Linked DNA regions of Mus musculus: all the other regions are linked to region 2. The links are chromatin loops, found by intact Hi-C in ENCODE. Cell type or tissue: left cerebral cortex. All regions are shown on one strand.

Region 1 (8,000 bases), 120 kb before region 2:
CCCTGGCTGTCCTGGAACTCACTCTGTAGACCAGGCTGTCCTCGAACTCAGAAATCCGCCTGCCTCTGCCTCCTGAGTGCTGGGATTAAAGGTGTGCACCACCACTGCCCGGCTCTTCTGTCTTTTGATGTGTTTGCTTAAAACTACTCAGTGGAAGCGGGAGGTGGTGACACAGGTCTTTAATCCCATCACTCCAGAGGCAGAGGTAGGCAGATCTCTTGAATTTGAAGCCAGCCTGGTCTACAAAATGCTCCAGGACAGCCAGAACTACATGGAGAAACTGTCTCAAAACAAACAAACTAACCAAACATGCAAAAACCAAAACCAAAAAACCAAACAAACAAAAAACTGAACCAACCAACCAATTTCTGTTGAGCAGAAATATAAAGCAAATTCCACTTTCTTCTCTTTTTGTTCTTACTTTTTTGTTTTTTTGGTGGCCAAGTCTCTTGTATTCCAATCCAGCCTTGATCTTCTGAGCGTGCCTCTGCCCTTTGATTGCTAGAATTATGAGCATGCATCATTTTACATTTTCTACTACTTACATTAAAAAAGAAGTAAAAATAATTTAACATCTGTTAGTAGATTTGAAAATATTATTACTGCTGTGGGTTTTGCTGTTTGTCTGTTTTGTTTTTGAGCTAGGGTCTTGTTGTGTAGAACTTGCTGGCTTGGTATATGCAGTGTAGTGCAGGGTAGCCTTAAACTTGGTATTCATTCCTCAGCCTCCTGAGTGTTGACATTATAGGCATGCACTTGGCTTCAACATGCAATTAAACATTATTTGTATAAAGTTTTCAAAATTTGTTATTTTAAACTTCTATCTCATTTCAATTTGGATGTTAAAACTTTGAATATATTGTCCTATATTTAGAATTCATTAAACTTACAATCCAAAAGATATATTCAGAATCTGGGGTGATAGGGTACATTTGTAATACCAGCACCTGGGAGTCAGCGGCAGAATGAACAGATGTTCAGAAGCTAGCTAGCCTCATAATGAATTTGAGGTTAGCCTGAGCTACTTGAGATCCTACCTCAAACAAGAGGAAGAGGAAGAGGAGGAGGAGGAGGAAGAGGAGGAAGAGGAGGAGGAGGAGGAGGAGGAGGAGGAAGAAGAAGAAGAAGAAGAAGAAGAAGAAGAAGAAGAAGAAGAAGAAGAAGAAGAAGAAGAAGAAGAAGAAATAAGAAATTCACATGCCCTACTTGCTTCAAACATGAATACCACTTTTTTGGCAAACAAATTGCATATTAGTTTTTAAATTAATTAAATACTAGTTACTCAGTGACAATGCTTTCAAAGTTCTTAGTTGTACCTGAATAGTTACATGTGAATTTAATATTGACAGCACAGTATGGCCCTTCAAGGTCTAAACAGGTGTAGCCTACTTAGTGTCAGTTAATGGCTACCTGCTGCAGAATCAAAATGCAAAACCAAAACACTCCTTGATGATGTTACTGTCAACCTGAATTCAGCTGAATTTAGAAAAAAATCTGTTTTTAATTACCAACAGTTTTATACATTTTTGACCCTAACTCACTGTCATAATATTCGTTACTTCTACATTACTATGACCAAATTACTAGAGAGAATAAGAGAGGAAAGACTGATTTCTGCCATAGGGTTTCAGAAGGGTTCAATCCATGCTTGGGCAGAACATGGTGTCAGTGGGAGAGTGTGGAAGAGGGGAGGTGTTCATTCATGGCAAGCAATAGCAGAGAGAGTGAGACAGGAAGGGCCAGGGACAGGATACCCCCAGGGACAGACAGATGGGCAGACAGACAGACAGACACACAGTGACTTACTTCTTCCAGCTTTTGAGAGCTCCCAAACAGCACCAGCAGCTGCCCCCTTCAAACCGAAGGCACAGCACGCTGCTCCCACAATGCCCCGTGCTAGTCCTCACAGCACTGACTCTGCAGGCCAGGTCAGCTCAGGAGTGAGTCTGACTTGACCTGACTGTCACTACACCTGATTCGAGACACTTGTTTTCTTGACATGGCTCTTGTTCCTGTGACCTGTGCTTTCTAGTGTACACTGACTTTCTTTCCCACTTGATCCCATATTCACTCCTCAGAGTCCTCTTACAACTTTTGGGTACTCACCAGCATTCAGGGGTTCAGAGCACCTCTTTAAAGCTGCTCAGTCTCTAACTGTCTTTCCAACCCCAGCCCCTTATCCAGGGCTACCCCCTTATCCAGGGTTACCCCCTTATCCAGGGTTACCCCCTGCCTCGTTAGCCATCTCCAGAACACCACTTGGTGGAGCACACACTCCCTGGGCTCCCTTTTGGTTCAGTGCTCCAGCATTCAGTCCAGTCTGTGCCTGCTACACTAGGCTCTTACTTCTGCCTGTTCACACGTTGAGCTTCCATGAGTCACTGTGAGCACTCCACTGCCTCAGGAAGGGCTTCACTGGTGCCTCTCATTCTATATTGTGCTGCTTCCTTGCCCCATCTTATTAACTGTGACCTTTTATCTGCATTTCCGGTCTAGTATCTTAAATGCACAGCATAAATTCTAGCACACAGTCTTTACTGGTGGTGGTGGTAGAGTAGGTAGGCTGCTTCATAGAAGGCGACACCATCAGCACAGGCCCCTGGCAGGGGGCACTGTGTGTTTAAAAATTATGGATGTATGCAGACAAATGGAGTAGAAAGTTTGTTGAGACAGAACAGCTAGTATTTAAAGGCTACATCTCTTGAGCCAGGAACACTTTATATGAATTGTCACCTTGAAAAGACAGACCAGATAATGGGAAATTTTGTTTCATGTCAAAGAGAAGGAGCTGAGGGGTTGCACAGCCAACAGCTGCAGGCTCCACATTTAAACAACCTAATTTCACTGAGTCCAGGTAGAACATAGTCAACTCATGTTAACCCAAGGAATACCCCATCTTGATGACTTTAGAGACTTTGGAAACTGGGAAGGAAGGGAAATTAGGGATTTAGGAATATTGGTTTGGCTACGGTGCAGGCTGTGTCTGTGTGAAGGAAATTAAAAAGAAGGCCTTTGTGAAATACTGTTTTAAGTGTGCAAAGATCAGCAGATGGTCCTGCAAAGGTGGTGGTCTGCTCTGCCTCCCATCTGGTAATGACTGTCTTTGACATTGCAGGAGAGGACTAATCTAGTTCCTACTAGCTGATCTGCTCTAGGGTGCAGATGACTGTTTTCAGCCTTGGGTAGTCTGTCCTGTACAGGAGGCCTGTTGTCCCTTGCAGACCCAGAAGAACCGTCAGTGGTTTTGGTTTTGTCTTCAGCAAAAGCAGTTTCTAAGTAACTTACATCTGTAGTTTTTCACTCTGAAACCTACTTACCCCAGGCCTGTTGCTGATTTAGGTTGTTTTCACGGACGGTGTTCCTGTAGCATAATAGCTGATTCGGCGCACATGCACAACAGAGCTTTTCATGAGTATTGCCAGACTGTCCCTAGGATGTGCCTGGGTACTTTAAGAAGCCTGTTCTATTAATCCTTTGCTGGTGCATAGATTCAATACTAATTTTTGGATGTGAAAATGCAGGGTAGGAGCTCACTCAGGATTTGATGAGTTAATTCAGTCAGTTTTTGGTTCTTTAGCCCTCCTTCCCCCGTGTTACACAAGCTTTCAGAATTAGCTTTTTTGAATTTGCAGTCTCTACTGAAACAAGACATCAAGAAAACCATAAAATTTAGCATATTGGGATGTGTCAGTACAGTTACGTGTTGCTTGGTGTTTGGGCTATAATCTGAGAGGTGCCTTCTTAGAACATTGTTGTCAACTGTCAGATGTCACACGTGTACTTAGGTCAACTAAGAAGACTATACCACTAAGGCCATAATCCTATGGGTTTTTTGTACTTAATTTTCTAAATTAAATCTGTATTTACTTTGTACACATGGTGGGGCACAGCACACTGAATGTTTGGAAGTCAGATTGTGGGAGTTCTCCTCTTCCACCATATTCACAGGAAGGCAGAGTCATCACTGACTGAGCCATCCATCTTTCGGACCTTTGCTTGGTTGTTTGTGTGGTTGCTTTTGAGACAGAGTTTCACCATATTGCTCAAGATGGCCTGGAATCCAATATGCAGCCCAGGCTGACCTCAGAAACATGGCAGTCCTCTGACCTCTGCCTCCCAAGGGCTGGGATCACATGCACACATGAACCGTATCTTGCTTAGGAGGTGGTTTTTTGTTTTTTTGTTTTTTTTTGCTATTGTTTTGTTTTTGCTATTCTCCCTCATTGAGTCAAGGAAACTTGGGGGGTGAGGCTAAGACTAACTTATTTTATTTTATGTATATAAGTGTTGTGCTCCCATGAATGTTTGGTTCCCATGGAAGTCAGAAGAGAACATCGTATCCTTTAGAACTAGACTAATGTACAGTTGTGAGTCACCATGTAGATACTGGGGATTGAACCCAGTTTCTCTGCAAGAACAAGTGCTCTTAACTTCTGAGCCCTCTCTCCAGCCACCAGTAGGTGGTTTTGTGGTTTTTGTTTGTTGTTTTTTAAGAGAAGTTACAGTTCACTAATTTAAAATCACTTTTTAAAAATTTACTTATTTGTTTAGTGTTCCATCTGCACATATGACTACACACCAGAAGAGGGCACCAGGTCTCATTATAGATGGTTTCATAACCATCATGTGGTTGCTGGGAATTGAACTCGGGACCTTTCGAAGAACAGCCAGTGCCCTAACCTCTGAGCCATCTTTCCATCCCCAAAAATCACGTTTTCAAGGCCTTAAACACAGACATTATAGATCTATAAGGAAAGCAGAAGCTTTCTGGAAGCTTTCAGAACTGAGATTAAATAGGTCTTGGTGGTAGAATACTTTTCATCTTCAAGGTCAAATAAACTTGAGGCAAGCAGCCAAAATGTCTGAGCTCTGGATCTCTTTAGCTGTTGGGTGGTTTAAGGCTGGGTTATCCTGGAACTTCCTTGAGATCTAAAATCTCAGTGGTTGACTTAGTGGAGGCTGTGCAGGTTAAGAAGTAAAGGAGGAGGCAGTGACTCACACTTAGGTTAAGTCTTCAAGCTTGGGAAGTGGTGGCACTGTTGGCTTCGGTAGGAGTTAGAGAGAGGAGGAGGCAGGCTTTCTTTTTAGTCTGCCTTTGCTTGCTTGTTTGAATGCCTGCTTTTCTTGTAGGAGATGCTACAATCTTTGGTTTTAGCAATAGTAATGCCCTGGAGGTGGTCAATGAGGAAGGGGTAACCCTGGATAAGGGGCTGGAGTTGGAAAGACAGTTGGAGACTGAGCAGCTTTAAAGAGGTGCTCTGAACCCCTGAATGCTGGTGAGTACCCAAAAGTTGTAAGAGGACTCTGAGGAATGAATACGGGATCAAGTGGGAAAGAAAGTCAGTGTACACTAGAAAGCACAGGTCACAGGAACAAGAACCATGTCAAGAAAACAAGTGTCTCGAGTCAGGTGTAGTGACAGTCAGGTCAAGTCAGACTCACTCCTGAGCTGACCTGGCCTGCAGGGTTAGTGCTGTGAGGACTAGCACAGGGCATTGTGGGAGCAGCGTGCTGTGCCTTGGGTTTGAAGGGGGCAGCTGCTGGTGCTGTTTGGGAGCTCTCAAAAGCTGGAAGAAGTAAGTCGCTCTGTGTGTGTGTGTGTGTGTATGTGTGTGTGTGTGTGTGTGCATGCGCGCATGCCTGCCTGCCTGTCTGTGTGTGTGTCTGTGTTTCTGTCTGCCCATCTTTTTGTCCCTGGGGGTATCCTGTCCCTGGCCCTTCCTGTCTCACTTTCTCTGCTATTGCCTGCCATGAATGAACACCTCTCCTCTTCCACATTCTCCCACTGACACCATGTTCTGCCCAAGCATGGATTGAACCCTTCTGAAACCCTATGGCAGAAATCAGTCTTTCCTTTCTTTTCTTTTTTTTGGGGGTGGTGGTTTGAGACAGGGTTTCTCTGTGTAGCCCTGGCTGTCCTGGAACTCACTTGGTAGACCAGGCTGGCCTCAAACTCAGAAATCCGCCTACCTCTGCCTCCTGAGTGCTGGGATTAAAAGCGTGCGCCACCATGCCCAGCCGAGTCTTTCCTTGCTTGTTCTCTCTAATTTGGTCATAGTAATGCACAAGTAACGAATGTATGACAGTGAATTAGGGAGATAGATAGATACACACACACACAAACACACACACACACACACACACACACACACACACACACACACACACACACACACACACACATATAAAACTGTTGGTAGTTAAGAAGAGCCCTTTTCTCCCCTGAATTTGGTTGGTAGTAGAGCTAAGTGAAGAGTGTTTTGATTTTCCCTTAAATGCAAAAAGTGTGTGTGGCAAGAGCTTTTCTCCCCCGAGGTTGGCAGTGGAGTGGAGTGTAGGGTGCAGGGCAGGAGCTAGCTTGAGGAGCGTGGGAGGTGGCTGAGGAAAGTGGTTGCTGAGGCTTGTATAGCTTGCAGCCTGGGTTTTTGAGGTTGCAGCTCTGATTCAGAAACTATCTGACTTTATGTATGTTATGTATGTTGTATGTTTTCAAACCAGAAGCTTCTCCATAAGGAGACTTACAGGATGGTTGCTGCCCCAGACACAGGCCGCCCCAGTGTAGGCACTGTTTCATTTGCTTCTTATGTTGGGAAGTAGGTGCTCATTTCTGTCAGTCAGAAGTCTGTGTTCCTTTGTGTCACACCTGTGTAGACTTGTGTCACTGTCTTGATGAACAGAATGAAGTGGTGACCTTTGACCCCTAAGGTCCCTCAACTATCACAGCTCTCTCCTACGTCATCTTCTCTTAGGACACTCACTTAGGATGCATCATCTGACTGGGTAGGAAGTCAGCCACACTTAAGTCACTCCCCCAGAGGGATGGGGGTATACCTCCAGAGAGCCCTGGAGAAGTGACTGGAGAACCCCTGTTCTTAACGTTCTTCAGCTCAGACCTGGAACAGTGTGGACCTGGGGCAGGTCATCCCTGTTGTGTCTGATCACTCATCCACAGAGTCTGTGAGCACTGCAAACACTGTGTTACAACAAGCCGGGGAGTAGTTGTTGCACAGCACAGGAACAGATGCCAACTCAGTTTGTCTGCATTGTCAGAGAAGAAAGGCAGAACCCAAAGGGAAGCTGGAACTGCAGTCCCACAGCTTGTTAACACAGGCACATAGCAGCTACTAAGAAACCAAGTCTTCTCTGTTGATCCAACGCAGTAACAAGGCTGGGTACTTATAAAGAGAAGAGATTTACTCAGCTCTTGGAGAGTTCAAGGCTGGGTCCTATAGAGAAAGGCCCTGAGCTGTATCACACCTTGATGCAGTCACTTATGGGAGGGACATATGCCATGGAGGCAAGGAAGAGGGGTCAAGCTCTGTCTTTTGTAGTAGCTTCTCTTTTCAGGAACTACCTGGGGTCCCACAAGGACTGCCAAAGATCTACTCACCTTCTGCTGGGACCTGCCTCTTAAAGCTTTCAATACTGCTATGCTGAGGCCAAACCACCGGCATGCATGAACCCTTAAGACACACTTAAACCCTATCCAAAGTTTACACTTGCTGTTAGCTGAGATAGTCCTCATTTACTTCTGTATTTGGCAAACTCTTTTTTTTTTTTTCTTTTGAGGCAGGATCTCAATAGATCAGGCTGGCCTCAGACGCACACATCTACTAGCCTCTGTCTTCTATGGGCTGGGATTAAAAGCATGTACCACTATTGCAGGCATATATTTAGCAAAGTTAATTAAATATAAGTAAAAAAAACAAAAAACAAAAACCTTTGTGATGTTTTATGGAGGGGTAACATTTGGAAATGTAGCCCTCCCAACCTAGATTGTTTGGGATGGTGAGCCTTTTACTACGCCATGACAAATTGGAAACTCGCATGGAGGAGGCTTTACAGTCAATACCAATGGATCGTTGTTGAGCCAGCTTCCAAAGCTTAGTCTTGTTGCTATCAACTGTTGTCTGAAGACAGTAAAAGTCTTGTTTGGAAAGTTTAGCTGGCTTTTCCTGTTTTCTGAGAAGGTACATTCATTTCTTAATCAGGAAAGAAGA
Region 2 (8,000 bases):
GTAAAAAGTTCCTATTGAGAGGGAGGCAAATTTTATTTTTATGTAAAAAACAACAACCTAAAACATTTACGCAATAGTATAATCACTAGAGAATCCCATGGTTTTAATATAATGTCACAGATAGTGTTATTTCTAAACCCCTTTTCTTAGAATAAGAAATCTCTGCAGTTACTGCTTGGAAAATTGAATTTGGGAGTAAAGAACTATCCGTAAATAAAGCAAGTGACAGGAAGTCACAGCCCGAGTCACAGGATTTACCAGTGCCCTGCTCCTGCTGCCACAGCCCCACCCAGTCCTCTCCATCAACTACACTCTGACTCCCTGTCAGTGTGCCTCCCTCAGCTCTGCTCTTGCCTTGCCTTAGGTTCACCTGCTCAGACAACAGGGAAGCATGGTGGAAAGACACCGCCCATGAGAGCTCATCTAGCACATGGGGAGTCATGGCTCCCAGGAGGGAGGGCCTCCTCTAAGAGGTCACCTGGGTTCTTGCTGAGCCACTGGCACTCACTGTGTCCCCTGAATCTAAACAGTCTGTTTAAGGAGTGTAATACAGGGGGCTGGAGACAGAAAGCCTGCACGTGGCCATTACACCCAACTATGGGGCTGACTTCATCGCTGATCCCGCCACTGCCTCGGTGTGGGAGGGCATGTCAACACCCCACTGTCGAGGCAGCTGCGGTATAGGCTAATTTGCCAACAACAAACGGCTATCTCTTCCAACTACACTGCTTTCTGCATGAGTATAAAGTGAAAAGTGGACTTTAGTCTCTTTTTCATTTCTTTTGGGGGTATTTCAAGCGCTATTAAAAATGGGGTCCTTTTCAAATAAAACTAAAATTAAGAGTTCTAAGGCTGCAATCAGATAAGTGTTACCTCTGGTTTATGTGACATGACATTGGTGTGTTCCATCGAGAGTTTCAGGGTACAGGATTATCCAAGAGCACATTAGCAGGACACTGCTCACAGTGCCTGGGGCAGATGAAACTGAGGAAAGAAAAATGCACATTGCCTTTTTCAAAGGAAAATAATTAATGCATATGTCGTTTCCTAAAGTCTTTTGATGGAGAAATCTCTTTAGAGCTGGGAAGGGATGCAGCCAGAGCATCTGAATACACGTTGGAGCGTCTGCCATGTAAGCCGCACAGCTTGTAAACTTACGTCTGAGTGGTCAACAGGACAGATATCAGAAAAGGAATATACTCCATCACTTACTGTTTATGAAAGAAATAATACTGATTAGGGCCTGGGATCCTGGCAGGGGGAGAAAGACCAAACTGGCTCTGTGTTACCTGACATAAAGACATCAGAGAGCTGGAACATCAGGAGTCAACTGTGAGGAGTGTGTGCCGCCACTCAGCTCACTACCAGAGAAAGAAGCTGACAATTCACAGGGCTCTGGATACACAGTACCACTGATTTTATTTGTACAAGAAATGACTGGTCACTGAACTTTTCTATATATTCCTAATCGTTACTGCTGTTACCTCAGAAACCAGTGAAATCTATCCCCAGCTTTAAAGTACAAAATAGTAAGGGAAAAAAATCTAAATAAAAATAATGCAACCTTTAATCTGCCAGGGTCTCTAAATTGTTACCACTGATTATTATAAAGTATACAATTTATTTATAGTTTTGTTTTTACTTTAAATAAACATTTGCTCTTTAGTTTTGGGGCAAGGGACATGCTTGGCAAAACACAAAAAGCAACAGAACCTACAACATTGAGTGAGCTTTTTTGGGGTGGGGGATGGGGGCAAGGTGTTGTTAAAAATCTCAATCGAGAAAGGAGGAAAAAAATGGAACTTTGTCAGAATAAAAATGGAAGAAACTTTGTAAACGGAAGCTGGTGAGTTAATCAGTAGGATTTTAGCAGTGCTGTAACTTTAGTGAGTAAGGGTTTGATATGCAGGAGGAGCTAATGACAAGCACGAGCTAAGGGGCAGTAGCCAAGTTTTAAAACAATGTAAGTGTTACTGCTGTTTCCCTAGTCACCGGTTTCTTAGTCTAAAGTTCATCTGACAAGGGCACACGTTCATGGCCCTCCTACGTGGGACTTTTATCTAGATCTGAAGGGTGGGGCCATTTATTTACCTTTTCCTGGTATTTATATTAATTTTACTGAATAATGGCTGTTTCTCTACCCTGACCCATGCTGGAGAGAAAATCAAGGGTCTCAAGAATGCTGGGCAGTCACTACTACCAACGATCTAGATTCCCAGTGACAAGCTGATGAGTACCAGATATGAAACCAACCATTTTCAAGACAGTCAAGCGCTGTATGTTTTTAGGCTTCTCTAGAGAATTTATGAAGAAAGGGGGTGAGATAGAGAATAAAGTAGGTATTTATATCCTGAATTTTCTAAGAAATATAATTTAAAAAGTACAACCAGGTTTAGAAGCCCCGAATTTAAAAGCAGGCCATGGTAGGGGTGTCGTAAAATTCAACATCACCTTTTAATACAGCTGGGTTTAAAAATAGCCACCAAGATCTTTTGTGTCGATGAATATAAAGGATTTGTTCTAGATGCTCAGAAATACAGTCCCCACAAAAGACTTTTAATTTGATCAAATTCTGGCTGAAGAAGGTGAGACCAGAAGGGGAAATGTCTAATAAAGTGTGAGGGGCCTGAAACAGGCCTGTCTTTCCACTGGTAAAGATTACAATTCTACATGCAGAAGCACGTGGCAAACCGTCATTTTTGTGACTGGTATTTGGGTGACTGTATCCTGCACCTGTTCCTAGAGAAACAACAGTCAGAGCCTTTTCTCTGGATTTCCACCACTGGGATGCAAGGGGGATGCCTGCCTGGTCATGACAGTGATGCTTGGGACTCTAGAGCAGCAACTTAAAATTTAGCAATAAAACTTTGGTTTAAAGTTAAAACAAATGAGGGGAAAAAAATCAACTAGTTGTTTCCTGAAAGAGGTGTGTGGGGTTGACCCTCCGCAGTGCCAGTGAGCCTTAGTTCCTCCTGCCTCCCTTCACAGGAGTAGCATTCATTTATGGTTAAGTTTCATAAATAATGAGAAACTGTATGTAACGAATACAGCATATTCCCCACCCACCCGAAGCCCTCCCCAGATGAGAAAAGTCACATCGAATTAAAAGTAGCTTTGTGGAGGAGGTGCTGCTCCAAGCTGCACTTTCCCTGCAAGTGCTGCCAGTGTCTCTGCACTGGCTATGAAGGAAGGGAAAAACTCTCCATAGAAACTGACAGAAAATTTAAAAACCGGTGTCCGGTTTCAGACAGTCAAAACCGGCCGGCGAAGCTGAGCTCTCTGGGCTGTGCATCAGACGTTCCTTCCAAAGCTTCTCTTCATCCTGATGGGCTTCTGTATCCTTGTGATTGTAAACAATCCGTAAGATAGTAGGTGTTTGTTCCTTAAAACATCTTCTGATTGGCAAAATGAAGTATTTGTTTTAAAAATAGAAAATGAAGATTAAACCAGAAGAAAAGAAAAGAAACACAGTGAGCTTGCTCGGAGTCCATAGGACCCGATCTGAAGAGCCCGGGAACGTGTTCTGTTTTCTCCTGTTCTCAGCTGGAAAAAGGTGCTGGAGGTTGCGTTGGTCGAGGAAAGGATTGTAGAGTAGAAAACCAAGGATGTTACTCTAGACTTCAGCGAATTCAAGTGTTAGCTTCGTCATCTGTGTCTTCTATCAATACCTTAGTGTCGCGAGCCTTGGATCTAGCGTGATCAGAGGAAATGAACATGTATGATCAGTCCCATGCAGTGCTGCTGGGTCCACTCTTCCCACTAGCAAGCACGCACACTACCCAGGAGCTATGTACTGCAAGTGGAGAGGTAGGAACAGCAGTAGGCTGAATTAAAGACGGAGCAGTACCCGGAAACAAGGATCTGAGTTTGAGCACTGGTACAGTGATAGCCAGGAGCCTCGGTCAAACTGTTAGCGCTGCTGATTTAGGAGGCTGTGCAGAGATTCTTGTACCGAATAAAAATGGGACTGGGTAACCCGACACTCGTTAGCCTCAACAGTGAAGGCAGTGTTTCTGACAGGAGATCTGTTACTCCCACTTGACAGATGGGGAGGCTGACATTCAGGAGGCTAAGGCTGTGCTAAGGCTGTATGAATCTATGACGTCAGAGCTGAGACTCAGGTCTCACCTTAGATTCCCTGCACTCTTTGTACCTTAAGCCTGTTCTTCTAACTGCCTTCCTCTGGCTGCCATCTAGTTTCCCAGCGTTTCCCTGTAAACCCCTGAAATGAACAGACTAGCACCAAGAGCCTCCCTCTTGATCAGAAACCATGTTTAGACTGCCCTCTGCTGGTAGCTATGAGACCTTCACGGTGAGGAGCTCTGGTCTGTCAGCCTTTTCTCCAGGCCTTGAGGCTAGCCACCTCCTCAGCACCCTCTTACCCACAGCGCTCCTGCACCCCAGGTTGCCGTGCCTCCCTGGACAGAGTGCAGCTGAGTCAGTGCTCTTCCCGCTCATTTCCCACTGTGACTTCTGCTACTTTCCTCTGCCCTAAGACTCACTCTCCTCTTTTCTGCTTTTTCCTTCTCTACTTTCTTTCCAGAAAATTCCCACTCTCTAGCTAAAGCTTTGGTAGGCCTGGGCTTCTGTACTCACCGGACTGTAGCCCCTTCTGCTCATCTCCTCTATGCTCCTGTACCCGACTTTACAACCCGATCCAGGCCTTTACTGTCCCGATTTCCCTTTCCTACTGCACTGTGCAGTGACACAGTCTCCTTTCCTGTCACTCCTCTTTGGAAGAACATGTTTTGTTTTGTTCTTTTTCTTTCCCTACAAGATGAAGCCTGCAGTTTTTAGTCTTTGGCTATTTGTTTGTTTTTGAGATAGGATCTAGTGTAAACCAGGCTGGCCTGGGCTTGCTGTGTAGCTATGATCCTCCTGCTTCCACTGTCAAAATGCTGGGCTTACAGGTGTGGGTCAGTTCAGATGAGCCCATCCAATTACATTTTCTCACTACTGTCTGAGCACATGTGTTTCCTTCCTACTCTCCATTTCCACAGGCACAGTCTTTACCTTGTCCAAGCACTCCCTTACCTTCAGAAAAATGTCCAACTTACGTTTTTCATCGTAACCTACTCTGCTGTCTCTCTCTCTATTCTCTCAACACCGAGTGCAGTCACCATATGCTTTATGTTTACTGTTAGCTTTGGGACACAAAGTCAGTGGCAGGTAAGAATCCTAGTTATGGACTTCATAAGGTAGCTTCAGCTTGCTCAAGTCTTTCTGTGATGATGCTGGGTAAATTTCACAAATAATGAATTGATTCTTTAAAATTTTTTTTTTTTGATTTTTTGAGACAGGGTTTCTCTGTGTAGTCCTGGCTGTCCTGGACTCACTCTGTAGACCAGATTGAACTCTGGCCTTGAACTCAGAAATCTGTCTGCCTTTGCCTTCCAAGAGCTGGGATTAAAGGCGTGTGCCTCCACTGCCCAGCAAATTGATTCTTCTTAATCTCTCTTTGAACTATACACATCCCAGTGTACAGAAGAGTGCTAACAGGAATTAAAGACAAGGTTACACAAATGATAGGATTTCTAAACGAACTCGAAGGTTATCTGCACACACATGTCATGCTCAAGAATCAGGTAAGTCATTTCCCAGCACACTTTTCCTGTGGTCCTTTACATCCCTACTCAGTAGGTGATAGACACCCTGGCGTGTCTCATGTGCTCCTGAAGATATACTACAAGTCTGACCTCATGGGTTGGTTTGTTACTACTGTCTGAAGAGGAAGCATGGCTGAATGCCAGCAACTTCACCTGGTCCAGTCTAGTAGCTTTTTAGCTAATGTTACCCGCTGCTAGCCACACAGGAGTGCTCTACTCTACGTACTGGGAAGCCAGGCGGGGCCTACGCAGGGATATGCTCTGATTGTACTTCCACGACCGGTTCTTCTGGCGGTTTCGAACCCCATCCTCCTGGTCCATCATCTGCTCAAGTAGTGTCTGGTCATCCGCGTTGAGGGGGGCCACAGAGATGTCCCGCACGGCTCGGAATTCACCACAGTTATTTAGATGCTCGTTCTCCAGACGGAAGAAGTTCCACACAAATCGCCTAAACAAAATGGGGTAAAGACATTCATGTTAAGATCTGAATATATTACTACTGGTAAACCTCCAGGAGGCTCAAGTTCCTGCTCACTAAGGAGAAAACAAAACAAAACAATTATAGGCAAGACTATTAAAATCAAAGAGACAGCTAGAGCCATGATAGTTCAGTCAGGAAAGCATCTGCCTAATAAGTGTGAGGACCTGAGTCTAGATACCACATGTAAGAAGCCAGGCACAGTGGGCACTTTGTGATCCCAACAGTGGCAAGATGGGAACAGACATGCAGGTCCCTAGAGCTAGCCCAGTCTACCCGGTGAAGTTCCAGGCCAATGAGAGGCTGTCTCAAATAGAGGAGGAAGGTATCTGAGGAATGACAGTTGACTTTGCTCCCTGATGCACATCCGCACAATAAATAAAATGAAAGAGAAAGATGGTGTGAGGACTGGGAGGTGGGGGAGGAAACAAGAGTTGATTTTGGAATATAATTTTTCTTTATCCAGTAAGTTTATTAATTTGTTGAGTGCTTATTAAAAATGAGGAAGTGGCACTGAATGACGCAGGTGGGTCTCAGCCTCTATCCCGGCAGTGGGGAAGTAAGTAAATAATCAGCTGTTAGGTGCCCCGCAGACCGAACGCAAAGAAAAGCAACCCAGAGTCCCCGTCTTAAGAATGCTTAGGGAAACTGATTTTGACAGGCAGCATCCAACAAAAGTGTGAGTGATACTGGAGGCAAGTCACAGGAGACTCCTAGAGATACATGTCTTAGGTAGGGGGGACGAGGAGGAAAAAGGCTGACCAAGAAAACACTGTTGGTGCACTGGAATGGAAGCCACGGTTAAAACAGCAGAAGTAAGATGGAGAGGGAGAGGAGGTCCGGCCATACACACAGGGCCCCATAAACCACCAGAAAGAGCCCACAGCTCACACTGAGCGTCTGAGACCAACAAGATTTGTTCTACATGGATTACTCTACCGTGGAAAAGCAACTGGAACAGGGAAAAAAGCCTAGAGGGAGGCCGGTTAGAAAACTTGGTAGAGCAGGAGTCCAGGAAAGCGATGGTGACCTGAAGCTGAGACTAGAGATCCACAGGAAGATGAAGCTGACAGAACCTGTCAAGTGGTCTGAGTGAAGGTGACATCATTACAAGGACCAAAGAAGCAGATCCGTCCTGTCAGGCTACAGCTACCTACTCACTAGATAGCCCTGTGGAGGGCTCAGCAGGCAGAGGGCACAGTGCGCTGGAGATCAAGGCAGAGTTAGGGCTTTAGGAATATGATTAAAAGAGACGAGAGTGCCGAGCAACATCCCAACACATGCAGACAGGAAGAGGAAGGAGAATCAGTAACAGAGTTGAGAAGCTGGAGAGAACAGAGAACATGGTTCTGAGAAGCTGAGTGAAGCCAGTGCTTTGCTGAGAGATAAAAGATAAACACAGAGAACCAAAGGCAAGCGTTACCAGAACAGCATAATCCAGGGGCTTCAGCTCCAGAAGACTGACTAGATTCACATAATGGCGCCACCACTTATTAGCTATAAAGATGACGGATAAGTTTCTCTGCCTATGCTTCTGTGTTACCGGGAAATTGGATAACACTGGAATTTCACCCTGGCGGTGAAGAGTGAAGAGCAGTGACAGAGCTATACCTGTACCACAGAGTATTTGGTCTGTAATTCTATTATAGATAATTTAAAGAATGGGTTAGTTTGACAGTTGGCGAGATGGCTCAGCAGGTAGAGGTGCTGAGTAGACGGAAACAAGCCAAGGTTGGTCCTAGATCCCAGAAGGTAGCAGGAGAGAACTAAGTACTGAGGCTTCTACTCTGATCTCCACTCACTCACACATGCACACACATAGACACATGAACCACTTTCAGGGCTAGGAACACAGACGTGAGTTGAGAGGAAGAATGGGGAGAAGTGAGAGCAGAGACAGCTAAGGGTGCAGAGTG
Region 3 (8,000 bases), 260 kb before region 2:
AGCCTTTCTCCTCAGAGCTGTAACACTTACATAGCATCTCCCCGGGAAAGGTTTTGCAACACAGCGTCAGGGTACCCCAGAGAGCAGCAGGGTCAGAAAATCCAGCTCAGGTGCCACCTTTGTCCAGCCCCAATGAGACTGACTCCTCAATAGTTTTCTCAACTATAGAATAACCTATAGAACTATCGGCTTCTAATTGGGTGTGGTGATTCTAGCCTGTAATCCCAGCACTTGGAAGACTGAGAAACGGACATGGACACAGATTCAAGGGCAAGCCTAAACTATATAGAATTCCAGGGCAGCCTGAGCTGCAGAGTAAGACATCAGATACATAGGTAGGTGGGTGGGTAGGCAGGCAGGCAGACAGACAGACAGACAGACAGACACACATAGATAGATAGATAGATAGATAGATAGATAGATAGATAGATAGATAGATAGAACATCTATCTGTGGTCCCCCCAAATCCTGGCTACTCTATGGGTGTTTGATGAAATACCCATGATGCAGAAGAATCTTTAGAACTGATCAAGGAAGAAACAGAAATCATGACTTCAAGAACCTCAGCAGGTACCAGCTGTCGGCATCCGGAACATCCTCTAGGCCTCTCCCGTTGTCTTCCCTTTGACTCTGGCCACACCCTGTGGAATCATAGAAGGGGCCATTGGAATTCTTGTGTTACTTTACCATACACAGGTAGAAACAGCTTGTCATTTGAAGAGACCTCCTCCTAGACATTCCTCTCCAGCATGCTGTTCCAATCAGAGCCACAAAAGACATGATCCCAGCAGAGGACAAGGCTATAGGGCTAACTATCCAGAGCTCTGTTCTTCACTGGTTAGGGTGTAGAAGACTGGGACCTGAGGGCCAGAGAGCTGGGATTGCAGTAGTATAGAGCAGAAATTATGCCATTAGAGCCCCTGGACTCAGGCTCCTCATCTTCCTTAATGTTGTCACTATAGGAAACCATGCTAACCCCACCTCGACTGATTTTGTCAGACTCCTATGGATACTTGAATCAACAAACATTTTATGAGTTCTGTTAAATATACATTAATCAGTAAATACTCATGCAATCAGTTCACCAAGACTAAAGAAATGCAAACAGAAATGAGGCTGGGGTACCCACGGCCGTGCTAACTGTGCTCTGTCATAGAGTCTCAGGCCTTGTTGGTCTGTCATCTTCACACTTCATTGGAAATCCATTAAAACAACTGCCGGGCCATTAGCCCTGACTCCAGTCAGAGCCTCCCTTGGGCGCTGTTCTGTGGCTGGAGCCCCTTTATTAATACTTAGTGTAATTGCTTCCGAAGCGGATAATTGTGGAGATGCTGCTTAAATCCGGAAGGGGAGCTGCATCTTATGTTTAATATGTAGGCACCTCATCCTCAGGCGAGACAGCTTATCAAACGCTTGAATTTTTAAAACGGGGAGGATCAATCGATCTACAAAAGCTGTGGCATCTGAGACAAGTCAAAAATGATTTGATTTACACAATTTCCATCTACTACTAACATCTTTTCCATGTTATGACTCAAGCATAGATGTCACATAGAATTTGAAAAACAAAATGCAATTCTAATTAGAACCCTCGTGACTACAGACCACGGAGCTGAAAGTCCATATTCATAAACGGAGTGGCCACAAGTCACGTTCTAAGACTTTGAAATTTCAAGCCTAAGAACCTATGGTAGGACTGTGACCTGCTGGGACACACAAAGCAAACAGATGACACAAAAGAGATACTAATTAAAGATAAGAGAACACTAAAATCAGACTGAAATTCAGACCACTGCAAGCCCAAGTTCCTTACAAGGATTACTACAAAGGGGAGACTCCTCTCCCTGCACATCTTAGCCCAACACAGGGCTGTTAGAGAGGCTGGAGTTATTAAAGGCTTTGCCCCTTAGCAGTGGCTTCTATTGCTCTGAACTTGGAAGAAATCATGTTATAGTGAAACCACCCTCTAAAGTCAGGAGCAGCACCATCTAGATGCTCAGTCAAGTGGTCATTTGTTTTTATTGCTACAAACTGGATTTTGCAAATGGCTTAGTCCTTGGGGTTGTTTTTAGAGCAAATTGAAGGTCACCCCTCCTTGCTCACAATCACTTCCTTGCACTGTTTTTGTAAAGCAGAGAGGGCATACAGGTGACATGCAGAGAACAGCTCAGGAACCATCACGCAGGCATCTGTCCCAGTTGTGAGCATCAATTGTCTAAGCAGGAAGAAAAAACCACTTAGCACAGTAGTCCCCAGGAGTCGGTGGATATCAAAGGTGGAGGGGGTGAGGGGGAACCCTGAAGGGGATCACATCTGTGCTACTCAATAATAAACTACCATCTGCTGGGACCGTCCTCTCAGAGAAGAACAGAAACAGTGACAGCAACTATGTCCAGAGAGCCATCACATTGGTCCCTCAAAAGGACAGCCACTAATCTTATGCTGAATTTACACGTAAAGAGTGTTCTTTCTATTTCTCTTATCTTGCTGCAGACTGGTGGAACTGTCCCTCATGGACCTACATTTACCAGTGCAATCACAAGAACCAACTTTGTAAATGCTGCCCTTCACCTTCACTGCCCAGTGCAACAGCCACAAGACCCACTCAGCCAGTGGGCACACATAGTGTGGCCAGGCCAACAGAGACAGAGATGTTGAATTTACAATGCTAGAGGTAAGAACTTCAGGACCAGGGCTGGGCTATAACTCAGTTGTTAGAATGCTTGTCTAGAAAACACAAAACCCTGGATTCAATTCCAGCACCATAAATCAGGCATGTGGTACACATCTGTAAGGCAAGCAACTAGGAATTAAAGGCAGGAGATCAGTAGTTTAAGGTCAGTCTTGGCTACATGACCCAGGACACACAAAACCCATCTCAAAAAAAAAAGCCAGGTATAGTGGGGTATAGTGGTTCACGCCTTTAATCCCAGCAGAGTTAGGGTTAGAGACAGAGGTAGGACAGATAGATAATCTGTGAGTCTGAGGTCAGCTTGGTCTACAAAGCAAGTTTCAGGACAGCCAGGACTGTTATAAAGAGAAACCTTGTCTTGGAAAATATCAAAATGAAGAGGAGGAGGAGGAGGGAGGGAGGAGGTGGGAGGAGGAGGAAGAAGAAGAGGAAGGAGAAGGAGAAGGAGAAGGAGAAGGAGAAGGAGAAGGAGAAGGAGAAGGAGAAGGAGAAGGAGAAGGAGAAGGAGAAGGAGAAGGAGAAGGAGAAGGAGAAGGAGAAGGAGAAGGAGAAGGAGAAGGAGAAGGAGAAGGAGAAGGAGAAGGAGAAGGAGAAGGAGAAGGAGAAGAAGAAGAAGAAGAAAGAAAGAAAGAAAGAAAGAAAGAAAGAAAGAAAGAAAGAAAACAGTACCAGAAGAAGATATATGTTTCTTTTTCATATTAGCTATTGATTAATGTTGAAATAATAATTTTTTGGGCAACTTGTGTCAAGTAGAATACAGCACTAACAGTAACTAGTTTATGTGGTTTGAGAATCTTGTTACTAAGTGGCTGTTACATTTCTCTTGGCAGTGCTCCTCAGATGATCAGCATCAGAGAATAGATTTGGGTTCTATAAGCTTATATGTTATTCATTTGGCACTTGAATACCAACTAAATGGGGCCCAGTGTATGTTTCCATGCGGGGCTAAGAGTTCAGACTATGCCTGAATGTTTGCCTTCACTGTTCATCTGGTAGACTTGACATTCATTGTGGCCACTAGAGGGCAGTGGCGTATATAAAATGTGTTTTCATCCATTGTGGGCCTCTGGTCCCATGCAGAGATTCTCCTGAGCTGTCACCATCTAATTATTAAAGTCCAATCTTTTCCTTTCCCACTTATGTGCCATATGCCTGGGGAGAGAAAGACCACGGGGACAGAGTGCAGCCAGAGCTGGCCTGTAAACTGTGAGGCTCAGAGGCAGGTCATGCTGTGAAAGAAAGTGGATGTTCAAAAGCAAAAGTACAAAGCCCCAGGCTGTGGAATCAGGTTTGCCGTCCTGGCTCTGCTACTAACAAGATGCAGGGCCTGAAGCAAATCCCTTGGCCTCTGTTTCCTCCCCACCTCCACCCCCGCCCCCTCCTAGACTGAGGAGGAGGAACAAGGTGAACTTTAACAGTGACAGACATCAGTATTCTGCAGTTTCAAGAGCAAACCCCTAAGGCCCTGTTATAATAGGTTTGATGGTCTTCTAAATGAGTTCTAATTACAGGACTTCCAGGCACCGTAGTATTTACTGTAAGTTGATGATCCAAAGGCCCCTCCAAACACTTAGCAGCAATAGATAAAATCGAAAAAGTTTAAAGTTTAGAATCCAAAGCTGAGATGGTTCCGTTAGTAAAGTCTAAATGAGTACTTGTTAGGAACTGAGTCCAGTTAGGAAGTCTGCCTTGCAAGCAGGGCATCTGGGTTTGGATCTCCACCACTCACCTAAAAAAACGATGGGCACGGCCTTAGGGGTCTAATCTCAGCGCTGGGCTCGGGAGGAGAGAGGCAGCGCCCTAAAGCTCACTGCTAGTTGTCCCAGCTGAATCAGTGAGCTCTAGGTTCAGTGAAAGAGCCTGTCTCAAAAGAAGGTAGAAAGCCATGTAGCAAGACACGTGACATCATCTGTTCTACCCACAAATACATACACACATACACACTATACACACTCTCACACATACACATACTTATGCACACACATATACACACTCACACACATATACACATTCACAAACACACACATACACATGCATACACACTGGCGCATACATTTACACATACACACACACACACACTGTGGGAAGGATAATATGCCAAGTAGTGATAGATGTTATGAAAAAAATATAGGGCTGGAGACATGGGTCAGCGATTAAGAGCACTGACTGACTTCCAGAGGTCCTCAGTTCAATTCTCAGCAACCACATGGCAGCTTACAACCATTTGTAATGAGATCTGATGCCCTCTTCTGGTGTGTCTGAAAACAGCAATAGTATACTCACATACATAAAATAAATAAGTCTTTTTTAAAAAAAGAAAAAATATTCAGGATCCTTAGAGATATAAAGGAATAGCTAATAATTATTGATTTTTTAAAAAGATGTAAGTTATGAAACCGTGCACAGCCTAAATAAAACAAAAAGTTATTTAAAAGGAAAAGTACAAAGGAAAGGTCATTACAAGTGTGAACTGCTTCTGTGTATTTCCTCCCTGCCAGACAGCTGTGGGCACCTGGACTGGACCCTCGTTCCTGTTCCCTGAATGAAACGAAATGAGAATGTGTGCATTAAAATACATAAATCGAGTAGCATTATGTAAACCCCAGCGAATTGTGGGGAACAAAGAACACTAATGAGTGGCAGTGATGAAGAAATCACCCAGAGCAAAGAAAAGCAGTTCAATATCAAAGCACAGACTTGCTAAGCCAGGGAGGCGCCGCCCACGGAGGCGGAGCCAGAAGTACTGAGGATGCATCTGTATGACTTGATCATCCATCTGAGGTGACAGGCAGTGTGGTGGGCGTGCACAACTGCAAGACCTGCAGGCAGGTCTCCAGAGATCAGCCAAGAAGAGCAGCCACCCACTCCTCCCACTTCCTCCCTCTCAGGTAGCCTGTGCGGCCAATGAGACTCGTGTACACACACACACACACACACACACACACACACACACACACACACACACACACACACACACTACAAGTATAGAGGAAAGACATCCGTACTCTCTCCCTGATTCCATGGACCCCTTTGGAAGATTATTAACTCTAAGTGAGGTCATGAGGAGACTGGAGTCTGGAAGGATTAACCTTCCGAAGAGAAACCAGAGTTTCCTCTGTCTTTTGAAGATACGAGCAGAAAGCTGCTGTCTGCAAGCCAGGAAATGAGCAAGCCCTCATTAGAACCAGACCGTGCTGGTACCCTGAACACAACCTCCAACCTGGGGAGAGAAAATCTGGAGTAGGTGGCTAAAGTCACTCAGCTTTCCCGTATGCTAGCTTAACAGTCCGAGCTACACACTCGAACCATAGCCTGAATCTGTTCTAGAGATAAGAACAGGTGTGTGTGTGGAATTGTCCCAACCCTAGAGAACAGGGACAAGGGTCCAGTCCAGGTGTCCACAGCTGTCTGACAAGGAGGAAGTAGACAATTTTGTAACTAAGAAGCTGTTCACATCGGTAATGACCTTTCCCCCTGCTAAGCCCTTCCCTGAAGCCTGGACTGGCCTTGCCACATTTTCAGGACATCAGGAACACCTGCTCCATTGTTAATAGCACCATTTACGGGAACATGGACTTGGACTTGAGATTGCCAAGCTTGGCTGTACCCTGCAATCTTCCAGGGTGCTTTCAAATACGCTCTCCCCCTCAGACTCTGTTCAATTGGTCTTGGTTGTTGCCTGGGCACGAGGGTTATTTATAACTCCCTAGGTGGTGCTCCTTTTAATCACAGTTGGGAAATACTGGCCTAGAAGTTGGTAAGACAAAGAAAACCTTTTTCACTGCCCAATGGGCTTGGGATCTTGGACAGGGACTCAAAGGCCCAATAGACAACCAGGGACATACCTTGGTGAACCTCAGAAGCCGCTACTGGGACAGCTGTGGGACTACTTCCTCTTTCCCTGGAGGAAAAACATAGCTCTCTCTACAATCAGGAAACAGGAAGCACGGGGTGCCTGTCAGCAGAACCAGCAATCCCCCTGCATGGAAACTTGGGCTTCCCCTGCCACTGACAACTGGAAAGACCAGCAGCTGGTCTTCCCGGCTCACCTGCATGTGGGAATGACCTAGAGAAAGCCTGCTCTTAGACCCTACTCCCTCGGACTTAGAAAGCCCTCCCCCCACGGCTGGTCCCTCCTGCCCCTCCTTCTCAGCCCCCTAACGCCTAACTCTTCCTGCCCACCCACACCTAGCCGCATCTTTACTGGATGCCCCCACGTTTCGGCCAGAGTTCCTGCAGTTCCCCACAAGCCACCTTTGCCCCTCGGCCTTCCTGATCCCCGGCAGGCAGTTCGGTGTCCCAGCTACGGAGGCTTGCTCCGCTCCGGCTGCTATGAATGCTAACACCTGAGTCTGCGCCCCCTCGCCACAGGAAGATAGAATTGTCTCCCTGTGCCGCCATGTGTTGGCTGAATCATCTTCCTGTGTTCGTGACTCCCAGTGGCTCGTTATGTAAAGCCCAGCCTCCTCAGCAGAAGCTTCGGGGCTCCTGTAGCCTTATCTCACCCCTTCTCCCAATTGCTGTGGCCCCAGAGCTGGGCTTTCTGCCCCTCAGGAGGTATGAACTCACAAGCTTGCTCCCCTATAGCAATTAGCTTCATACTTAAGAAGTGACCCCAACCTATTTCTTACCGTTGCCTCTGTGTCCCTTCCTGTGCTTCTTTTCACGTCCTCCAGTAGCACCGCCACCCACACATCTAAGCCCTCAGAGCTCCTGGAGAGTGTGGGGAAGCGGCCTTGTGTCTTTGCTCTTCCCTCTCCATTCCATCCTGGGATCCTAATAAGAAGCAGAAACCCCAGAGCGACTTTATTGGTTGTCACTGTGCAGGTACATAGCAGGTGCCAACCCTGCTTCCTGGGCAACCCAAGTGCCTAAGGCTCTGGGTGATGGAGTAGGCAGACAGCTGTGACCCCAGGGGTAAATGACAATTACCAGGGATGCAGAGACAGCAGGAAGAAACCTGACTTGTGCTGGACACCAGCCTCAGTTGCAGCTTCCAACACACTTGCTCTCCCATCATGGGTCGAGAGCCCTGTCTTTGGTTGAGCTGGCCCAACGGCCAGCATGGGCTGACACTGCAGGCCCCTGCCACATTGCCTTGCCTTCTTTTCTGTGGCAGTGAGAAGACAGCCTGGAAAAACCAACTTGGGAGAGTTTATTTGAGCTCACAGTTCAAGGTGCAGTCCGACAAGGCAGGGACGTGAGGGCAGCTAGAGCTTGAAGCAGCTGGGCACATTAAAATCAGGATGGCAAGGGAATAACAACTATTTGTACACAGCTGATTCTCCTTCTCATACAGTCCAGGATC
Region 4 (8,000 bases), 490 kb before region 2:
TTTAGCTGGGGTGGGCAAGCTGAGCAGATGGTCCCCGCTGGCTAAAGTGGGGAACAGTCTATTGAAAGGTTCCAGTCATTTTCACAGAGGTATGATTTGAGGTTGAGACAGAGAAGGACAGATCCAGCAGACGTGGTGGGGACATGTTGCTGCCTAGTGTCCCCAATGGTTCTGGTGTCCCAACTAAATAAGCCACAGCTGTAGAACTTCGCACTGAACAGAGGCGAGGCTCCACCCACCTCACTTCCAGGCTCAGGACCTATAAGCCAACATCTTCTAAGTGGGTGCTGGGATGTACCACTATCTCCCCTCTAGGCTGGGGTATTCTTGACCCCCACCAGCTTCTGGGGATGTTAGCATGCAACCTACAGGTAATGTATCCTCTCTAGGTGCCAGCAAAGTCATGACACCTTCTGGAGGAGTCTATATTAGGGTCTAGAAGCCTAGTTTCTTTGTTCTCGGGACAACTTGGAACAACTCAGACCACACAGAAGCTCTAAAACCTTCCTCTTACCCATGAAGACACCTGAGTACCACAGCCCAGCTTTGCTTATTGTTTGGTCCCAGCCTCTCCTCCCCTTTCTGTTAGCCCAGATTTGACTCCAAAAGTAACTCCAGTAAAACTGAACATTAGCCCTGCCTCACTTTGTTCTCCCGAAGCCAGTCTGCAGCAAGCAGACTCACCTCACTGGAGTAGCATGGCACCAGGCCAGGAGTAAAGTAGGAAAAAAGTGAAGCCAAGTGCCCTCTGCACAGAAGAAGAGAGGAGGTGCCTGACAGAACCCATCCTTGGCTAATCCAGGGCCAGCAGAGAGGTCAGAAGCTCCACATGGGAAGAGAAGTGAATGGCTCTTTGATCATACAACCCCCAAAGTGGATGCATATAAGGCAGGAAGGGGAAGGGGGGACTTAGTAACAGAAAGGTGTGGTGGGGTGCACCTCAGTTGGTAGTGCTTGCCTAATATGCACAAAGCCCTGGGTTTGAGCTCCAGCACAGAGCACAGAGACCAGATGGTGTGTGCCTGTAACTCCACCGCGCAGGGAGGTGGAGACAAAAGAATCGGTAGTTCAAGGGTATCCTCAGCTACATAGCAAGTCTGAGACAAGCCTGGGATATAAGAGACTTGGTCTCTCAGAGAGAGAGAGAGAGAGAGAGAGAGAGAGAGAGACCAACGAAGCTTCAAGAATCCCAACCACTTTATCTGGAAGCTTGACAAAGGTGGATGTCACCAGATTAGAGTGCACCTCCGTAGTAAATGATTCTTAATTTTGTGTAACAAAGACACCAAGCTGCCCAGCTTGTAAGGAACATAGGCAGGACTGAAGAATAGATAACTATCCCATGTGCTCTTAAGCAATGGCCCTAGCTGCAGAGGAATGACGGATGCCTCTAATTTGCACATCAGAGCACAGAGGAGGGTAAAGGCCAAATCTGTACAACTTCTTAAAGAAACAATTTAAGATCCCCTTTCTATAAGCCTGGCACTGCCATGTTCCCCCTCTGAAAGTCTACGTGTAAAGACTCTCCAATTGGGAGAACCCGTAGTTAGAAAGCAGTATGTTGCTTTCAGACAGCTATGCACAACACAGCTTGGCAAGAGGAACTCACCTGTGGCAGGAACCAGAACCACGAGCCAGCTACCAGGGCCCAAGAACAGCATACACACCACCCAACTCCGCCCAGATACCACCGCTCCCACCCTGCCCCCACCCCAGATCATCCTTCCATCCCTAGGAGGCACCAAGGTTCCCTATGGACGCTTTTAAATTCAGCAAACACGCCCCATCCATCCAGGAGTCCCAGGGCTGCCCCTCTGTGCCGGATACCACAAGCTGAGCTTCAGGCATGCCCAAAAGTACAGCCCTGGCTGGGGATGAAACCAACTCTGCCAGTGAGCTAATTAGTGGCCCTGAGAGGTTAGGAACACTGACTGACAACTAATAGCTCCATCTCTCTGTTTCCTGCTGGTGTATTATTAATTCATTCCGCCTTTCCTGTGGGACCTGAGAGATAACACGGACGGCGAAAGTTCACATTTCAATGTGAGGCTGAGATGCAGGGGAGGGGCGCTATGAAGCAGCAGCAGCCAGGAGGTGGGGGAGTGAGGGCACAACGCGGGAAAGGCCCTTCCACAGGCGGCTCCCACGGACTCAGCCTGCAGAAATGGAAGTGCAGGCATAGCAGCACGTGCCACGGGTTTTCCTTGGCAGATCCCCCCATCACTGAACTTGAGATCACAGCAGTTATACGTATTGCCTTATAGAGACGCTAAGAACCATCTTTCTAGAAACAGCCAGAGAAAGGGGACCATCTTATACTAATATTTTTAAGTAAATTTAAAAAATTTTTAAAAAGCAAATTGTAAACTTCCAAGCATAGTTTGATTTCACTTCCGTGACAGAGAAGACAGAACGGGGGTGAAGGAAAGAAGGAACAAGCTCTAGGCAGCTTAGTCATTGGAGACGGGGAAGGACAACTGTTGTGTAGATGGTACCCTGGGAAGGATGAGATCAAGGGCTACGGCACAAAGCTGGAGTGGACCCAGCACGTTCATTACATCAGCGACACACTCCGCTGACCCACGTATGCTTTCTTTCGTTAACTAGCCACAGCTCTGACCTGCTCTAAACACAGAACCTCCCCCTGCTCTAAGTCTGGGGAGGATGGGGGCTTCTGCAACTAACACCCGCAGGTAATGAGGCGGTGTCTTAGGGCACAGGGCGAACATGATGAAGCTGGGCGGTGTATGTGGGCATCGCTGCAAAGGATCTGCAAGCAAGGGGCTCTGGACGAGAGGGGAAGGGGAGGAAGGAGGCAAACTCCACCCACATTCGTCCCTTCTCTACTTCAGGACAAGAGAAAAGTGGTGGGCCGGGGTGGGGGCAGATAAAAGAGAGCAAGGCCTAGGAATGGCCAGCAGAGGGATGTGCAGTGTTAAGAGGAAAGGGCTCCAAGTCAGGAAGCTGGCACGTGGCTGCACCTCAGCTTCTCAGATGAAGTTATGAGACGGTGGTATCAACGGTCTCGTGCAGCTAGGTGCTGGGGCTGCGTGGGCATCGACCCTGTTACATAAGCATCTGTTTTCAACGATGTTTTCAGCTCTAATGCCCACCACAGATTCCCTCGATTATGTTCACCTCCTCAGCACTGTTTCTACTCTGTCTCCGGGCATCCTATCACATCCAAGGGAAGATGTCCTTCATCTTTGCCTTGACTCACGTGCAGCCAAGGTACCCCGGTGGGCTCTTTCAGAAGCAGGATGAAAAGCCAGTGCAGGCTAGGGTGGCGGGGATGCCTGGGATTAGAGCGATACCTCTGGCCCTGCTCACCCTCTCTGCCAAGGTTTTAGTTTCTGCTTCCTGGCCTGTCATTCGATGAATGGCCTCTAGGATGCGCTAGTTCTCTGTAACAATGTGCAGCTTCCCAGACTATGACTGCAATGAACAGACAAAAACCACTGGAGGGCAGCATAGAGTTACTTTCCCTTTTTACTACTAGCATGATGTGGTTTTCAATACTCTTTTTTTCCCCCCATAAAGATGACTGTGCAACAGATCTAGTGCTGGCATAGTGTTCAAGAAAAGGCAGAGACACCTATGCACCTCCACCTCTACCCCCACCCCAGAGCAGCTGATGGCTTCAGGGGAAGCAGGAAGGCTAGCTTCCTACTGCCTTGAACTTCCTACTGCTTTGAGGCGGGAGGTGGGTGTTTCTTCTCCCTCTCTCTCCCTCTCTCCCTCTCTCCCTCTCTCCCTCCTCCCCTCCCCCTTCCACTTCCCCCTCCACCTCCCCCTTCTCCCTCTCTCCTCTCCCTCCCTCTCTCCCCCTCCCCCTCCCTCCCCACCCACCTCCCCCTCTCTCCCTCTCTCCTTCTCTCCCTCCCTCTCTCTCCCTCCCCCTCCCTCCCCCTCTCCCTCTCCATCTCTCCCTCTCCCCCTCCTTCTCCCCTCCCCCTCCCCCTCCCCTTCCCCTTCCCCCTCTGTGTTTATACTATGTAGGCCAGACTAGTCTCAAACCCGAGATCTTCCACCTCAGCTTCCTGAATGCTGACACTGTCTGTCAGTCACTGTTCCTGAAGCATGTGTTCCTTGTACTTCTAGCAAAGCAGGAGCCTTCTTTAGCCCCCAGTGGGGGGTCTAAGGACAGATCCACAGCTGTGAGTCAAAGCTGCATTGCTTCAGGCAACACCCAGTTCTTTTTCTCTCTCTGCCCCAGAGGGAAGTTTCTAGAACTGTGGAAGATATAAAGGTAGAAACACTAAGAAAAACAGAAGTCATTGAAGACCAGTTGTACAGCTGGACCCTTGTTTTGAAGCTTTCCAGAACAAGTAAAGAAATCGAAGGGTAGGTGCTGAAGCTGCCCAAAGGGCCTGTGTGTGCGTGTGTGTGTGTGTGTGTGTGTGTGTGTGTGTGTGTGTGTGTGTGAATGTTCATGTGTGAGTGCACAGATGCATGGATGCACATACATGTGTTTTCATGTGGAGACCAGAGGTTAGCATGTATGCTTCCCTTCCTTATATTTAAAGTAAGGTCTCTCACAAAACCCAAGGTTAAAGCCAGCTGTTGAGTGAGCCTTGGAAATCTGCCTGCTTCTGTCTGCCCAGCTCTAAGGTCCTAGGCACACATGCGTGGCATTTGTCTGAGTGTGGGGATCTAACTCGGGTCCTGGGGACTGCACTATACCAACTTTCCATCCGCAAGGGGCCCATATCAAAGCAAATCCCTAGGACTTGTCAGATTGTGTTGGCTCCGGGGGCGGGGAGATGGGGGTGGGGAGGCTGTTCCCCTGGCTTCTCTGTGACTTCCTGTTCTGCTCAGAACCCCAAGGAAGCAGGACGTATGCTGCAGGTCTCTTAGCTGCTGGCTCTCAAATGTGTTGCTATCTGATGATAACAGTGCTGACATGTTGAAGGCATGTGTCCTGTTCTGCAGGCATGTTATACTGAAACTCTAAGAGTCCAAAATATGTAATCTCTGAGCTAGGGGAGTCGGACCTTACTGGACTGGAAATTCAGGAGCTTCAGGGCCAGCTGTCGTACAAATGATAGAACGAAGCTGAAGGTAGCAATAGGGTTAGTAAGGACTAACATGACCTTCAGACTGCCTAGCCTCCAAAAGGACATAATTTGAAATGGAGCTAAAATATCAGATCATTAAACAAAAGAATTTTTAGTCAACTAAATAAATTTTTCTCCTGCAATGATTTCCATGGACACTATTATTCAAAGCACTAAGCCAAGTTGTGCCCAACTTTGCCAGCAGGTGGCAGCACGTGCCTCTAGATCTGTGTGGGGTCCGCCGCTTCTCAAGAGGGCCAGAGGGAACATGGCTTAATAGCCTTTAAAATTCAGCCAGAACGCCCTAAGGCAGAGATATCTGCCTCCTACAGAATTTGTAGTACTGTTGAGTACAATGTAAATGATTGGGAGGATGCTATTTGAACGTCCAATTGTCCTTCCTCCCAATCTGGCTGTCCCATCCTCATTGGAACACCACACACACACACACACACACATACACACACACACACACACACACACACACACCAGTACAGCAGAGCAGATGAAGATGAGACAAGAGTGGGAATTCAGGAGTGGTGCATTGCTCACCACATGATCCTGCACGTGGAGGAGTGGTTCCTGCAAAGCACCAGCCTCCTAGCATCCCCATCTTCTTCACCTGTCTGGTCAGGACGATGTTGATGCTAAATGTTCATGCGTGCTCACTGCTGTCTTGTGCCAGGAACTGTGTGTTTCCACACCTACCCACCCACAGGCTGCTGAGATCCACTGTGTCTGCAGCAGATCCCCAACCCTAGCGGAGCCAGCCTCTGCTTCACCTCCCTCAGAAGCCCCAGGCAGATGGTAATGGTAAGTAATGGGCCTTGGGGGTGAGGAACATGGCACCTCGGGGAAAGGGCCAAGCAGTAGAGCAGTTGTTACATATAGTTTCCCTCCCTCCGAGGCTGTTTAAACACACCCCTGCACTCATCTGCAATCCAGCAAAGGAGGAGAATGAAGCTTGGAATAGAACATCAAACAAGACACAGTCTGCCAAGATCAGCCAGTGGCAGGAAGGAAGAGCGTCCCCGGACAACTCGCACTATGCCTGCCTTGCTTTACAGCCCATGAGTTCCACAGGGCTAGCCTGCTCTACAGCTAGAGTCCCCGTTATCCTGAGCTTCCTGGACTAGTCCTGACAATACGGCAGAAAAGCCTGGTGAGAACCTAGGTCATAATTTTCGCCACGACAACACTTCATGGAGAATTCTTCCCTTTGCAATCACACCAAATGCAGGTGTTGTTTTTGACCCTGGTGGTGACCAGGGAGTAACAGCCTCTCCCCGTAGCTCTGACACTCGTCAAAGGAGGCAGGAAGCTGCCGGTGGTGACAGGACACAATGGCCAGGGGCCTCTTGTAGACTGTATGATGAGGGCAACTTTTTTGGGGAGGCATCAAAGGTCTAAATGACAAGAGTTATGGTTATACAGTTGATCTAAAGGGGAAAAAATCATTCTAGACAAAGAGTAAATCCAGGGAAGGAACATAAACAGACTTTGTCTGAGTGTGAAAGCAGACCAGTACTAAGGGAAAACAGGTCGCTCTCTACGGAGATTGAGAGAGACTCATGGCACAGAGCAGGTGGGGGACACGTTGTCCTCTGATGTAATGAAGAGCTGTATCAACTCTAAATGGCCCTGTCGCTGTGATGGATACACTCACTGCTTTCGGGAAACCAACATCCAAGGGGAGAGGCCAATTAGAGCGCTATTGTGATAGTGTAGGTGACAGTGGCCTGGCCAGAAGAGAGAGAAAGGAGGAATGAGTGATATCTAGCATTTGGTTTGGGCAACTGGATAGATGGCACTGCATCCTGAGCCAGGACTAATGATGGGGTGAAACCATGTCAGAAGGGGGTGAGGAGTTTTGTTCCTATAGTGTTATATCTTAAACATGAGACAAGAGTGCAGAGATATCAACCAAATATTTTGCTACAAGAATCAAAGGTTTGGGGACTGGGGATGTGGCTCAGCAAGTAAAAGCGCTTGCTACAGGAGCTTGAGGACCTAAGTTCAAATCCCCAGCACTTACGGTAACATCAACAAAACAAACAAACAAACAAACAAAAAGCCCTGGGCATGGCTGTACACAATGCCTGTAACCCATGAGCTGTGTGAAAAGGGGGTACAGAGGGGTGTGAACAGGAAGATCACTAGGGCTTCCTGGCCACTAGCCTAGTTCCAGACTCAGTGAAATACCCTGTCTCAAGGGAGTAAGCTGGAGAGGGGTGGGTCAGGACACACACACACACACACACACACACACACACACACACACACGGACACACACACACAGGAGTTGAGTAAATAGAGAGTCCTAGTTGATGCCACCCATGAAGACTGTAGGCACAGAGGAAGCCCAGAACGATCCTGGGTCTTATTAACATTGCTCTATGTGGTCTAACAAAAGTGTCTCAGATTTACAACAGGACTGCGAGGTAAGCATTAAATCCCACCAGGGCTTACAGTCTGCCCAAGTAACAGTAACGTCTACAAGCAACCTTGTAATAAGTCAAGGATGAACTGGACTCCTGCCATCCACCCAGTGTTTTGATGGTCCCTGCGGGGGACACTGGGGCAGAGAGAACACCTTAGTGGAGCAAGCACCAGCTGTGCAGTCAGGGGATACGACGTGGACCCCCGGCTCTGTCACACAGAGCCAGCCGCTTGGCCTCGTCAAGCCTTTGTTACCCAATATACAAATCGACATTGCTCTCTATTTTCTCTTTTCATCTATTCTGTGTCTGTCATGTGCCAGGTACTGTGCCAAGCAACGGGGACGCAGCACTGAGCAATGGAGAGGCGGCGCCGGGCAATAGAGACGCAGTGGAGAGCAGACAGGCATCTCTGTGCACAGCCCAGAGTGGGAAACAGACAGGTAAACAGGCAATTACAATACCGGTGATAAGCACTGTGGTGGCGGACATGCCGCTTCCCTCT

Evidence for each region. Hi-C counts contacts between places; a loop is a spot of excess contacts. Peaks named below come from ENCODE experiments on the same cell type or tissue, not always from the same donor. Only the 100,000 strongest peaks of a DNase experiment are listed, where the experiment ranks them.
Region 1: a loop joins it to region 2, with 2.3 times the contacts of the local background. A loop is called at or near these places in 2 of 42 quality-filtered maps.
Region 3: a loop joins it to region 2, with 9 times the contacts of the local background. A loop is called at or near these places in 28 of 42 quality-filtered maps.
Region 4: a loop joins it to region 2, with 5 times the contacts of the local background. A loop is called at or near these places in 8 of 42 quality-filtered maps.

The regions. Positions count from the first base shown.
Region 1 is chr1:155,161,301-155,169,300 of GRCm38, forward strand. The region is part of intron 1 of Stx6 (syntaxin 6); the gene reads left to right. Among named protein-coding and RNA genes, the nearest start is that of Stx6, 6.6 kb to the left of the region's middle. In left cerebral cortex, a CTCF peak has its summit at 4,571 (motif pointing right); DNase peaks (open chromatin) are centred at 5,053, 6,011, 6,354 and 6,973.
Region 2 is chr1:155,277,381-155,285,380 of GRCm38, forward strand. Xpr1 (xenotropic and polytropic retrovirus receptor 1) reads right to left here. Exons shown (of 15, transcript NM_011273.2): 14 at 5,833-6,054; 15 at 1-3,690. The coding sequence ends at 3,630. Among named protein-coding and RNA genes, the nearest start is that of BC034090, 37 kb to the left of the region's middle. In left cerebral cortex, a CTCF peak has its summit at 4,300 (motif pointing left); DNase peaks (open chromatin) are centred at 2,803, 3,168, 3,564 and 4,177; H3K27ac peaks cover 2,987 bases.
Region 3 is chr1:155,022,281-155,030,280 of GRCm38, forward strand. It overlaps Gm41980 (a long non-coding RNA gene), which reads right to left. Exons shown (of 6, transcript XR_001779499.2): 3 at 7,324-7,468; 4 at 6,538-6,593; 5 at 4,422-4,552; 6 at 1-641. Among named protein-coding and RNA genes, the nearest start is that of Gm41977, 5.1 kb to the left of the region's middle. In left cerebral cortex, CTCF peaks have their summits at 3,700 (motif pointing right), 4,983 (motif pointing left) and 7,051; DNase peaks (open chromatin) are centred at 3,717, 4,471, 5,448, 5,896 and 4 more places; H3K27ac peaks cover 3,757 bases.
Region 4 is chr1:154,782,999-154,790,998 of GRCm38, forward strand. Gm51649 (a long non-coding RNA gene) reads left to right here and starts at 3,987. Exons shown (of 4, transcript XR_003948055.1): 1 at 3,987-4,344; 2 at 5,743-5,870; 3 at 5,965-6,219; 4 at 7,819-8,000. It also overlaps a transcript of Cacna1e not described here. In left cerebral cortex, CTCF peaks have their summits at 3,436 (motif pointing right) and 5,259 (motif pointing right); DNase peaks (open chromatin) are centred at 3,418, 5,281, 5,684 and 7,900; H3K27ac peaks cover 821 bases.